Linked DNA regions of Homo sapiens: region 2 is linked to region 1. A link is a contact called in ENCODE Hi-C data. All regions are on one chromosome and are shown on one strand. Each heading gives the region's core, a stretch centred on a gene start or an enhancer-like site at or near the end of the contact. The rest is flanking DNA. Distances are from core to core; before and after follow the strand shown.

Region 1 (4,678 bases), core at 1-2,500:
TGAAGGCAGCCAAGGTGAGCGCCTCCCCTCTGTGACAGTCCGGGGACCCGGACTGGCGCGCCTACTGGGGCAAAAGTGGGCTTGGCAAATCGAGGGCCAGGGGCAGGGCAAGGGCTAGGGATGCCCCACTTACCAGCGAGTAGAAGGCGGACGCCTCCGAGCCGTAGGTCACGTAGTTGCCATAGCCCTGCGATCCGCCATAGGGACCCCCATAGACGCCCAGCGCCGCGGCCGAGTTGAGCTCGTGGCGCGCGGTGGCCAGCAGCCGGCTCTCGTAGACCGGGCAGTAGACCGGCGCCTGGGCCGAGGCGGCGGGCCCGGAGTCCGCCAGCGTGCGGCCTCCGGACTCGCAGCACGTGCTCAGGGAGTTGGTGGCCATCAAGAACTGCAGAGAGAGGCCGCGAGGACTGGCGGGAAGCCGGGCTGGAGGCTGGGGCCCTGGGCCTTGCCAATCCCGCGCGCCGCCCACGAGGGCGTGCCCCGAGTACCCCCGGGCCTCCCGCCGTCCACACCAGGATGCTCGCCCCTTTCCACTAGCTTGTGCGCGTCTGGCCTCCTCCGCCACGTGGGGCCCAGCCGAGCACCTACACCCTTCCCCGGAGGGTTTCCAAGGCCTCTGACGCCATTTGCGCGCCAAGCCTCCTTCCCCAGGGGTTCCTTGGGGTCCTAGGACTCCCCTGGGGCACAGCCTGAGCCTTGTGGTTCAAACATCAGGGAACCCGGGCCCGGCCCGTCGGATTTTCTTAGCGCCTCGGCCTTTCCCCGGGGGTTTGGGGAGCAGGGGTTGGGCGTGAGGGGCGCGCGACCCAGGCCTTGCTAGCTCGGAAGCCGCAGGCAGTCGTAGGTCGGACACTCCCCACCCCCCGTCCCCGCCCCATCCGCCCTACCGGCACCTGCGGTGGCCTGGGCGGGGCGGGGCTCCGCTTACCTGGGGAGCCGAGGAGTAGGGGTATCCAAACTGCGGGTAGGACATGGCGGGCGCGGCCCGGGGCGGACGGGCGGGGCCTGCAGGGTTCTGCGCGCTGGGGCCGGCGTGGCGCGGCCACTGCTCCGGAGCTGCAGGCTTCTAGGCGCTGGGAGGGCGAAGCAGGAGAGCCGGTTAGTCCATCCCCGCGCTCCGCAAACTTTTCTAACCGGGTAACAAAGTGAGCAGCGGTGGCCGCCGCGATTCCTTTAACTTCGCATTCCGGAGGCTCGAGGGGGCTCTGGGACCGAGCGGCCTCGCAGCGGCGACAGAAATACATATTTTACGAAAAAGAAAAAAAAAAAAACGAGTCGCGCGAACCCGTCAAGTCAGATGTGCGCGGCTTGAAGCGGAGGAGGCTCTGACGTCAGCCCCACCTCGCGCAGCCCGGCCTGGCCGCAGACTCGCCGGTCACTCGCCGGCGGCTCAGGCCGGGAGGGGCCAGGACAGTCCCGGCCGCGCGGTGGACGGAGGGGCCATTCCTCCGGGCGTTAGCAAATAAATTCCATCCGAGTCAATATCGCCCAGCGAACGGTGTTTCTCTTTAGTCACCCGAGAACGAGAGGCACTTTTAATTAGAAATTAATTAATGAGCAGCTGCTCCTTCCCGCCCCACTGTAATCATTCGTCTCAATTACAAATGAGACCTATGAAAGGACACGCTGAAGATGTAATCAACAGTTAAAATTAGCCCGGCGCTGCGCAGGCGGCCGGCCCGGCCTCGCGCTGGCGCGCTCTGCTCCGAGTGGCAGGAAGGGGCTCGCAGGCGCCCCGCACGCGTCTCGTCACTATTGTTTAATCGAGAATCAGCAACGCCTCCCGCCGGTTTCCACCCTACGCCGGAATGGACTTTCAGAACCCACTGCGGCCGCAAGACAGCCCGCAAGAGCTGGTCAAAATGCCCTCAGGTGCGTGGGGGCTTCGGGGCCTTAGTTGGAGCCCGACACCCTGAGACTGGCGGCCCGAGGGCTGTAGGGCCGCCCCGGGCGTGCGCCCACCGGCTTTGCACCTCTGGGCAGCCGAGTGTCGCGGAGAACGCCCCATCTTCTCCACCGCGGTCTTTTAAGTTCCCGCTCAGCCCACCGCCCCCACCTCGCCTCCCCGACTTTCCTCCCCGATCCCCTTTCCGCCGGCCGTGCTCCGCCGGCTTCCCCCTGCCCCTCGCGGCTAAGCCGGGGACTGCCGGGCGGCCCTGCGCGCTCGGAAGAGCAGGTTCCTCAACCCAGGCCCCGGCCCCTCCCGCTAAGCTCGTCCCTCCCGGCGCCCCGCAGGGCTGGCTGCGAGGGAGGGGGCGTTGGGTGCCTGGCGGAGGCGCCCTCCCCTGTCCATTTTGCCCAGCTTTCTGTCTGGGGCGCACGGAGCAATCGGAAGAGGGGACCGAGCGCCCACCCCAGGACTCCCTCGGCCAGTACCCTCCCTGGGACCTTGCCCAAGTTCAAAGCGGAGGCCAGTGAGCAGGCGGCAAGGGGGCGGCAAGGGGGCGCCCGGGCCATCCCGAACCCGTTCCCCGCCTTCTGCGCCATCGCCCTCCGGGACCGGGACTCGCCCCGGTTGCCCTCGCCCCCTGGGCCGGCCTCCCGTGGTAAGTTGGGAAGGAAGCCGTGCAAGGCAGCGTTGTGCAGACTTGCTCAGAAAGATTCCTGGGTTCAGACCTGTGAATCGCCCCAGGGTCACCCTCTAATTAATGATGACGTCCTCGCCCTCTCCCCAGCTGCAAGCCTGCCTCCCAGAAACGAAATCTGCCTGCTCTTTTGACAGCTCGGTTGAAGGTGATTGATGACTATCTGGAGACCACAGTACACATCATATAATATCTGCTGCGTAATTGCTTTAATTTACAGATGAAAATACGAGTTCTCCGATCGCGTTGGACCGGAGCGGGCCACGTCCGAGCTGCTTGCAGAGGGAAACCATCGGAAATAATGAATAGCCGCTCCATGCAAATTATTCAGACAGTTTAGCGTCGGTAGCCGCGAGAAATATATAAAGAACACGAGTCAAATGACATTAATAATTGTTTCTGAATTCTGTATTGATTTCGCGGCAGGCCGCGTTTCTTTCTTTCTCACCTGAATCGCTAATATCACCTTCCTGTAAATAATAAGAAACTAGCCACCGGGGTTTCTCGCTAGAAATGAATCTCTCAACCCCTTTCCCTCTCCTCCTGCTCCTCCCCTCCCCCACCCTCCTTCCTCCCCTCTCCCACCCTCCCTCCTCCCCACTCCTTGCAGTTTTCTGGTTTTTCCCGAGCATCCTTCTACTTCCCATTATTTATTGTTTACAAACTACTCGCTCTCTCCAGGTAATGAGGCCCGGCTGAAGGAGGGGTGTGAGCCCAGCCGGGCCAAGGGCTGGGATGGGGAGTAGAGACCCCCAGAGGGGAGGCATTCAGCTGTGGCTTGTCCTTTCCTCACCTATACTCGGGGACCTGGCCTCGGCGACTGTGAGCACTCCGCCGGCTGAGGGGGAGAGCCAGGGCCCAGGGGCCCAGCCACCTATGCCCTGCACCTCTGGGCTCTAGTGCAACAGCTCAGCCCACCCAGACCTGAGGCTGGTGCATTTCCTTCCTTCCAGACCCGGCGGGGCTTAACTGGAGCCGAAGCCCCAGAACAGGCGGCCATTCATCTTCTGAGCAGAGTCTGGGAGAAGCAGCCTCCACTTCCCAGGGCAGCCAGTACGTGGGGGCCCTTTCGGGGGCTTCCTTTGACCACCACCGCCACCTTCTCCTGTTCTCTTTTGCCTTTCCAGCCTGTGTGCATAAATCGACGCTCCAGTCCCCACCAGCGGGCGACCCTTTCTCCGTGACCCAGAAACCTGGCCTCTGAATCGGCTTTCCCAGGCCGCCGCACACACACGCTCCACTTCCTGCCCGCCAGCAGGCCCCAGCGCCTGGGGTCCGGGCCCAGTCACAGTCACCCTGCCTCGGGAAGCTCGCAACTGCCCAGGAGGCCTCCTGACCCGCCCGGCCTCACCCAGGCCCCACTACTCATTCCAGGACACAGGGTCAATCCAGCCTGTGGATTGGCGACCACCGGGACATCTCACTGAAACCCTGTAGCCTGGCCTAGGCCCGCCTGCCCAAACCGGGGATTCTCACTGGGCCACCCTTCTCCCATAGATAATACTGGAATATTTTCCAAGTGCCTTCACCAAAAGGCCAAGCCTGGAGCGGAGGCACCCAGTGTCCCTTTCACCAACGATAGGACGCTCAGCATCTCAGGTATCAGCTGAACGCGTCTGCATAGACTCGGAGTGCTGAGCCTTCCTCCCTCTAGGGACCCCCGGTACTAAATACACCCGTGAGCAGGTGGGCCAGAAGTCAGCCGGCTCCCGGAGTACACAGCACCGGCTCAGCTTCGGGGAGATGAGGTGCTCCCGCTGGCCTGGAGCGCTCCGAAGAGCGGAGGACCAGGGCCGGAGCAGGCCGCAGGGGAGGCAGGGGATGGTCAGCCCCTAACGCGAAGCGCAGGCGGGTCGCCTATTTTGACGGGGTTACCGTTGGCCGTCGGAACCATGGAAGGCCTCCGGGGAGACAGGCCGGGCCCTGACCCTTCTTCGGCCAGCCTAGCCCTGGTGCTTCAGGAGTTACCCTGGGGGCCACCAGTTCCCCGCACCAAGAGCTCGTCCGGAGGGAGCTCCTTCCAGCCCAGAGAAGTTAACTCCAGCCAAAGGCGAAGCCGGGAGCCCGGGGCACCAGGCAAGGGCCTTTCTTTC
Region 2 (7,187 bases), core at 3,631-6,130, 1.7 Mb after region 1:
TCATATTGGAGGCATAATGGAAATGATCTGGTTAATTAAGGGGAGGTTTATAAAATATTTACGTGTGTGCACACGCATGTAATTCACTTCCTTCGACACTGGGGACGGCGTCGTAGCGGCACTCCAGGCCAGGCCACTGCGGTCCATTCCTCTGCCCTGCGTTTGTGGGAAATACGGGCCCAGTGCCGCAGCTTTAGGGCCTGGGTCGCCCTTGGTCCGCCCGCCGCGTTCCCGGGTGGTGTCCCCACGCTGCTGAGGACCTGGTTCCGCGATGCTTGCCGCGGGGGGCACTCCCCGCAGCCTGCGACCGTCCTGCGTCCTTCGCTTCTGGGCGTTTCCTTCTGGGGTTTCCTTGGAGCGGCTCGAGTCGACTCCTCCCGCCTGCCCAACTCAGCTCCGCTCGCCACTGGGTCCCTGCAGCCCTGCACCCTCGGGGCGCTCATTGTAGACTATTCTTGGTCCCCAGGGGCCACCGGTCCCTGCCTGGCGTGGCAGGAAAGCGCAGACTGGACACAGGGGTCGGAGCCTAGGGAACCATCGAGTCGCAGCGGCCGGACCCACCGGGGGTCTCAACAGCTGAGGACTGTCTGACTATTGCCTCAATGTCGCCGACTTGGGTGGCCTCCCAGCTGCTGCTGAGGGACGGTGCGAAGTCCTAGTGCGTTTTTAAGCAGACTCCTAAGTCTGCGCGCGAGTCGGGGCGCGGCGCCAGGTCAGGCCGCCTCCGTCGCCACCGAGCCGCGGCCCAGCGCAGAGCCCCGCCATCTGGAGCTGACAGTGGCCATTGTGAAGGCAGGAGGCCAGGGCCGCGCCACCCGTTGCATCCCGCGGCAGGTCTGTGTCGCCTGGTTCTCGGCGCCAAAGGCTGGTCCCACAGACGGCTTCCGGGAGTGATGCGTCCCCACGAGCATCCTCCTCTTCCTTAGCGACCCCCGGACTGCAGAGCTTCAAGACCAGCGAACTGTTTCCCAAGAAATAAAATTGTAAATTAGGAAGCTGTTGGGTATGTTTAATCTTGTCCTGATGTAAATATGCCCCAGGAGGGTGGGGCAGGGCGGGTGGAATCCTCACCGAGGGTTGGGAGAGAGAAAAGGGAAACGATCTTCTCCAGGAATAAAAAATCCCTCCCATTTAGAAAACTGACTCATAATAATAATGATAACAACAGCAGCACCTTGCAAGTAAACTTTCCATGAAGCCTTAACACCAGCTTAATCAAGTTAGCTTAAACTGCAGTTGCACACCAACGCCCGTCCCCCTCCACTACCGCCTCTGGGCCTTTCCTCTCCTCCCCGCCCAACCCCCACCCCCACAGCCTGCCCCCTGCGCTCCCCGAGACACGCGCGCTCTCTGCCCATGCCGCTGCAGCCGGAGGCCTGCATCTGTCCCAGCCCTGGACGCGCTGAAGGTCCTAGCTTCCCAGCAGGGGTGTCCCAGTCACCCCCCATTGCCGAGCTTCGCGGGGTCTTGCCAGCCTTCTGGGCCACGTGCCTTGGGTCCCCGGAGCACTGGGGCCCAAGGGCTTCCGGACTGGATCCCCGGCGCTAAGCAGGAGGAGCTCCGATTCCGCTGCGCAGCGACCCCTAGACCTGGTTTTGTCAGGCTCCTCGTCTTTGTCTCTGGCACAGTGACCAGGGGGCAGCCACCGGGTGCGGCCAGCTCCGCCAGGAGCAACTTCCGGAGCAGCGGCAGGGCCTGCCTCAGCCACCCCCTTTGGAGGCAGGAAAAGTGGCTGAGGGGCCAACAAAGTGGCTCTCTCCTGCCTCAGAGGTCCAGCGCCTCACAGCTGGGGCGTCGGTTTCGAAGGCCAAGCAGAGGGAACCACACAACCTCCCATTCCAATGTCCATCGCCTTTGCCTGGCACCCCTAGGGCCACCAGAGGGATGGTCCTAGATGCCAGTGATGCTGAGTCCGGGCAGCGGCAGGGGCAGTCTCTTTGAGGGAAAGTTTTAGACCTTCTCACGACATTTTTAAAAGGACGTTCAAATCAGGCCCACGGATTCCAGACGCACAGCCCTTCTGCCTGCTCCAGCATCTGAGGCCATGAAGCCCTGGGCCCCACTGAAACATTTGCTGCTGAAAATGAGTGGCAGAACGAGTGGGAGGAAACTCTACCAGGAGGGGCTGAGCCAGGAGATTCTAGCTCCTTCTCCGCCCCTCCCCCTCTCTGATGGGATGCTTTGGTGGCAATTCTCTCTCTCTTTCTCTCAGTCTACCCTGCTTCCTAGTATCCTAGGTGAAAGTTTTGGGGACAAGGGCCAAGGAGAAAGAAGAGAGGAGGTGAGTCAGGGCCTGCCAGGCTCTGCTAGAGCTTCCTAGAAAGGACTTCCTAGAATTGGTTTTAGGCGAGGGACCTGGAGTGCAGCCTCAGGCCCTGGCCTTGGGCAGAGAATAGACCACAATCTCCCCTTCTGCACCTTTGCAGGGCTCTCCAGGGAGCAAGTTACCCAGCTTTGCTAGTGCCGCTTCCCCAGGAACTGTGCAGTCCTCAGGCAGGATTCACAGGGGAGTCTCCAGGTGGGGCCCAGCCAGGTCCTCCCCACCCAGCTCCTCCCCACCCAGCTCCCTGGTGTTTTGAGGAGCCTGCAATCACTTTGTGATGTGATGCCAATGGAGGTGATGCAGCCGGGGCACAGAGGAGTGGGCTGGTTGAGTTAGGATGAAGCCTCCACTCCCCTATTCCTGCCTCCCCACAGAGCTCTGCCAGCTGCAGAGAGACCTGAGGCTTGCGGGTGGGGTGGGCGGTGGTGCTCAGTGGGTTGGATGGAGGCAGATAAGCTGTAGCTGAATCCCAAGGCTGAGAAGTGTCCCTGGACTTACATCCCACCTCATTCTCCAGGTCACTCAAGAGGGCGTATCTCCCCTGTCAACCTGAAATGTGACACTGTAGTTTGCTGAACAGGACAGGGGTGGGTGGGACTGGCCCACTTCTCACACAGTGAGTCACAGGCAATGGATGGATTTGTTTTGGGTATAGAGGAGAGGAGGTTGAAGATCGGAAATCTGTCTTAGGGTTAGAAGGTGTCTGGTGGTAGGCTGGGGAACAGGAAAAAGCTGCAGTTAGGGGCTTCCCGGATTTGTGTCACCAAGAATCCACTCCCCACCAACCCTCGGCGTCCCCACAAACCCAGCCCGGAATCTATGTAAAAGCAGGAAAGGAACCCTGGAGGTTGTAGGCGGATCCTGGAGTGTGGAGGGGCGAATTGAGCGCGGGAAGCAGCATGACTAGCAAGACAATCTGACTCAGAGCAGGGAAAAATCAAGCCCGATGTCGGAGCTGGTTATTAGTAATTACTACCATCACGGGCATTATTGTTGCTAATTATAGGCGATGTCTCAGTGTCTGTCCTCAGGCCCGGAAAACCGGAGCCCCTCCTGATGCTGCTGAAGTCCCTGGGCCTCGAGGCTCCGTGAAGAGAGGGAAGCGAGGCAGGGGGTGAAGGGACCGCCTGGCCGGTGTCCAGGATACGGGTGGCTCAAACCACCAGCAGAACAGCATGCCGACTCTGGCCCGATGGCCGCCTTCATCCCGTAGCCCCAACCCGGCCTAAAGCCGAGAAGACGCCAGAGTGCGCTGCTGAAATTCCCGCGGAGTCCGGTGTGCTGGAGAGCCGCAGCGGGGTGAACTCCCGGCCCCGTCTCTGCGTAGGAGGTGGTTCGCAAAGTGGCCCCGGGAGCCGGGACTGGTACCCGGTTCCCCACGGCACCGTCCGGAGCTCTCCAGCCACGAGGCGCAGAAGTGGCCTGCCAGCGCCTTCCCAGGCTCAGGGAGGCGAGGAGGCCCGTGCACTTGGCATCTTCTCCCGGGAGCCGCACGGCCAGGGCCGCGGCGAAACGGAGCCCATCTCAAGTGCGCCGCGCCTGGCCGCGTCCTGTAGCCCGACGAGGCTGAGGATGGAGAGGGGAGACGCAGGGAGAAGAGGGACGCGGGACTTGGACCCAAGAGGCCGCTCCGTTGCCGGTCTGGCGGCGGCGCCGACTCGGGTTCGCGCGTTCCACACAAGTTTCCTGTCTGCCTCTGCACACCTGGTGGACAAACCGGGCGTCCAGGCCACACCGTCTTCCCCCTTCGCGGGGGCGCGGGGGATGTTTCCCTCCGGCTGCCAGGGGGCTTTCTGGGTGAAGAGAAAGCCCCTCCCCCCGCGTCTCCCCCACCCCTCCCTCCGAGAACCCGCGGCGCCGACTGCGCCTGCTTCCCCCGAGCTGGCGACTTCTCCGCGGGATTTGCCCTCGCTCAAAGTTTGCACAATTGAAAGAGCCCGCAGAGCTCGGCCGCTCCCCGCTTCCCCAAGGGCGGCGAGGCCGGTCATTGGCAGACGATCGGTTACTACCCAGTAGGGGCCCACGGGAACCCGCATCTGGAGTCGGGGGTGTCACGCCACGCCGGTTCAGTGGCTCGCGGAGAGCGTCCGGGTGCACTTCTGCCAAAGATGTCCCCTGGAGGCCCCGGCCGCGCGGGACTCGGGGGAGAGGCCGCTCCCCCCTCGCTGTCACCAGCGTCCAGGCCGCCGGCCCCTTCCCCGCTGCCCAAACAGTAGAAAAGCAGGCGCCAAGTTGTTTTTGTTAAAAAGGGGACACACCTCGGCCGCGAAACTGCAAACCCGGTGTCAGACAGCTGTAAACCCGTGTCGACAGGTTGTCAGACAGCTGCGGGGGCTGGTCGGGAAGGAGCCCACGGCCTCCGGGCCCACACCCCGCCGCCCCGACGCGCGCGCCCACCGCGAGAGTAGCTGGCCGGGCCGGCACGGGGCACCACGTGCTCGCGGGAGGGGCGGGAGCGGCCGGCGAGGGCGGGCGGGAGGCAGGGAGGGGGCGGGAGGGGAGCCAGGGGCGGGGCCTGCGCTCAAGGGGATGCCAATCAAAGCATCAACTTCAAATTGTGTCTGAAAGCCCCGCCGCCGAGCGGAGGGCGGCCGCCGCAGTCGGCGCGCGATTGCGGATCCGGGCGCAGCCGGGAGCCGGGCGCCTGCGAGCACCGGGCAGAGGAGCCGCGACCGGCCTCCATCTCCCGGCCCGCCCGAGCGCGCCCGGCCGGCCGCCCGCTCCTCCCTAGACCCCTCGCGGCGCCCCCTGCAACCCCCTCCGGCCGGCCTCCGCCTCCCTCCCCGCGCCTTTAATACTCGCCCGCTGCGGCGGTCGCCGAGTCCGCGGACATGTCCTTCCCGCAGCTGGGCTACCCGCAGTACCTGAGCGCCGCGGGGCCGGGCGCCTACGGCGGCGAGCGCCCGGGGGTGCTGGCCGCGGCCGCTGCGGCGGCTGCCGCCGCCTCGTCGGGCCGACCGGGGGCCGCGGAGCTGGGCGGCGGGGCAGGCGCGGCTGCAGTCACCTCGGTGCTGGGCATGTACGCGGCGGCGGGGCCGTACGCGGGCGCGCCCAACTACAGCGCCTTCCTGCCCTACGCCGCGGATCTCAGCCTCTTCTCGCAGATGGTGAGTGCGCCCGGCCTCCCCCGCTTCTCCTCTGTCTCACCCGCGCCAGGGCAAGGGTGGCGGGTCGCCCGGGAGGGAGAGACTACGGGTGGACCTGGTCCGGAAGAGGAACTAGAAAGGTCCGGGGGCAGGTTCCCGGTGGCCGAGGCCGCGGCCCCCGGGGACGCAAGAGGGCTGGGAGGCCGGGCGGGTGACGGCTGGGCCATCTCGGCCTGGGAAAGCGGAAGGCCCGGGCCAGGGAGCGGGTAGCGAGTGAATTCAGAGAGGCCGCAGAAGCAGGCCCGTGGAGCGGTGCCCGCGCTGGAGGTCGGGGGCAAACTCGCCTGGCTCGGCCAGGGCGCCCGGGCAGGCCCACGGGGTTCCTGCAGGTCGGCCCGGCGTAGCGTAGCAGGACTTCCCTTCCTGGCCGCGGGTTCCACTCGCGCGGCCTCTTTAGTTTTCGAACCGAGTCTGGAAAACTTGGTTTTCTCCCTCTTTAGCAGCTCCGAGATAGTTGTATCCGAGTTTGCCAGACAGACCCCTTCTAAGCCTGGTAGAGTCAATCAAAATAATCTTAACAATAGAGGTCCAAAGGGATGGAGAGGTCTCTCCACGGCGTGAGTGCGAATTTGAGATTAAACAAAAATTAAGTTGCAGTAATGTGCTGGTGTCTGAAACGGTGTTTGATTTTACTTTTGTAAGTTGCCCAAGTTTTCATTTCATTTGCACAGAAAGAAAAGCACTTTTCTTCCTGCGTTACATAATGGAGGATTAAAGAAAACAGTGTCCCTTGGCTTAAAACAAATGGTGTCCTCTTAGTCTCCCGTCCCAGTGGGCGTTAGATGTCGGGGCAGGCGGCTGCACACTTAATTCTCCGCGGGGGCATTGGCCTGTCTGCCGGTCCAAATCATCCATTTTCCTTGGTCTGACTGCAAGGTCGGTGCTTAAACTTCGGACGGCTGGTGAATTGTGCGGCGGGCGCGGGGCCCTGGGAGGCAGCCCCCTCCTGGGTCGCTGCCCGCGGGATAAAGCAATTTCCAAGCACCCGCGATATCTCCCCGCTCCCCGCAGGAGAAGCGGGGAGTAAACGCCCCTCAAGTGTGCACAAGCAAAGAGCGGGTTTCCCTGTAACTTTTCTTGTAGTTTTGAAAGAAAGCGGCCCGGCTGCCTTTCAGGTCTCTTACTATCGAAAAAGATCAGCCCCCATTTTGTTCAGGCGGCGGGGAGGCCGGGACGCGATGAGAGATTTACAAGGTGTCCTTTCAAAAAGAATTCCCAGTGGAGACGAGGCTGAAACGTCTTCTTTACAATTACAACCAAAATAATTAGAAAAGCGCAAAGTACATTTTGGAACGATTGGGCAAAAACGAAATCTAGCCGCAGAAATGTTTTCTCTGCGGCCTCAGTCACCAAACTAATTAGTCCAAGAAATCTTCTGGTCTTTACAACTTTCTCAGAGTCCGGAACTCCCTTTGCTAACATTGCAACTAGACCATTTTTTCAGAGGATGAATATTTTTTACAGAAATTGCGAATGCAGTTGTGTGCCATTTGGGAACCCTGCCTGTGTTTGCGGGGGAGGGAGAGAGCTTCAGTGTGAGGACCTGCACCCTTTGTGGAGAGCTGGGGAAGGGAGATGTTTGCTGTTCTGAGTTGTTTTTCCCACCTAGAGGGATAATATGTAAAAATTATTCCCACCCAAAAGGTGTGTGTTTCTCCAGCTCTCCCACTGGTTCTGAGAGAGTAAACTCAAACCCAAACCCTGATTCTAGGCCTAGG

The links. A loop is a pair of places that touch in the nucleus more often than their neighbours do. Pooled maps may share reads with other maps.
Region 2: a map of mammary epithelial cell shows a loop between it and region 1 (8-fold over the local background). The contact joins the promoter of IRX1 here to the promoter of IRX4 in region 1. A Hi-C loop is called at or near these places in 1 of 168 maps with a recorded cell type or tissue (mammary epithelial cell), 8 of 37 single-sample maps with no recorded cell type and 13 of 50 pooled maps.

The regions. Positions count from the first base shown.
Region 1 is chr5:1,881,675-1,886,352 of GRCh38, forward strand. IRX4 (iroquois homeobox 4) reads right to left here and starts at 1,251. Exons shown (of 5, transcript NM_016358.3): 1 at 929-1,251; 2 at 134-385. The coding sequence starts at 973. It overlaps IRX4-AS1 (IRX4 antisense RNA 1), which reads left to right and starts at 1,659. Exons shown (of 2, transcript NR_183257.1): 1 at 1,659-1,872; 2 at 2,806-2,975. RefSeq lists enhancers at 2,115-2,967, 3,517-4,050.
Region 2 is chr5:3,590,952-3,598,138 of GRCh38, forward strand. It overlaps IRX1 (iroquois homeobox 1), which reads left to right and starts at 4,881. Exons shown (of 4, transcript NM_024337.4): 1 at 4,881-5,430. The coding sequence starts at 5,155. RefSeq lists a silencer at 4,584-4,878.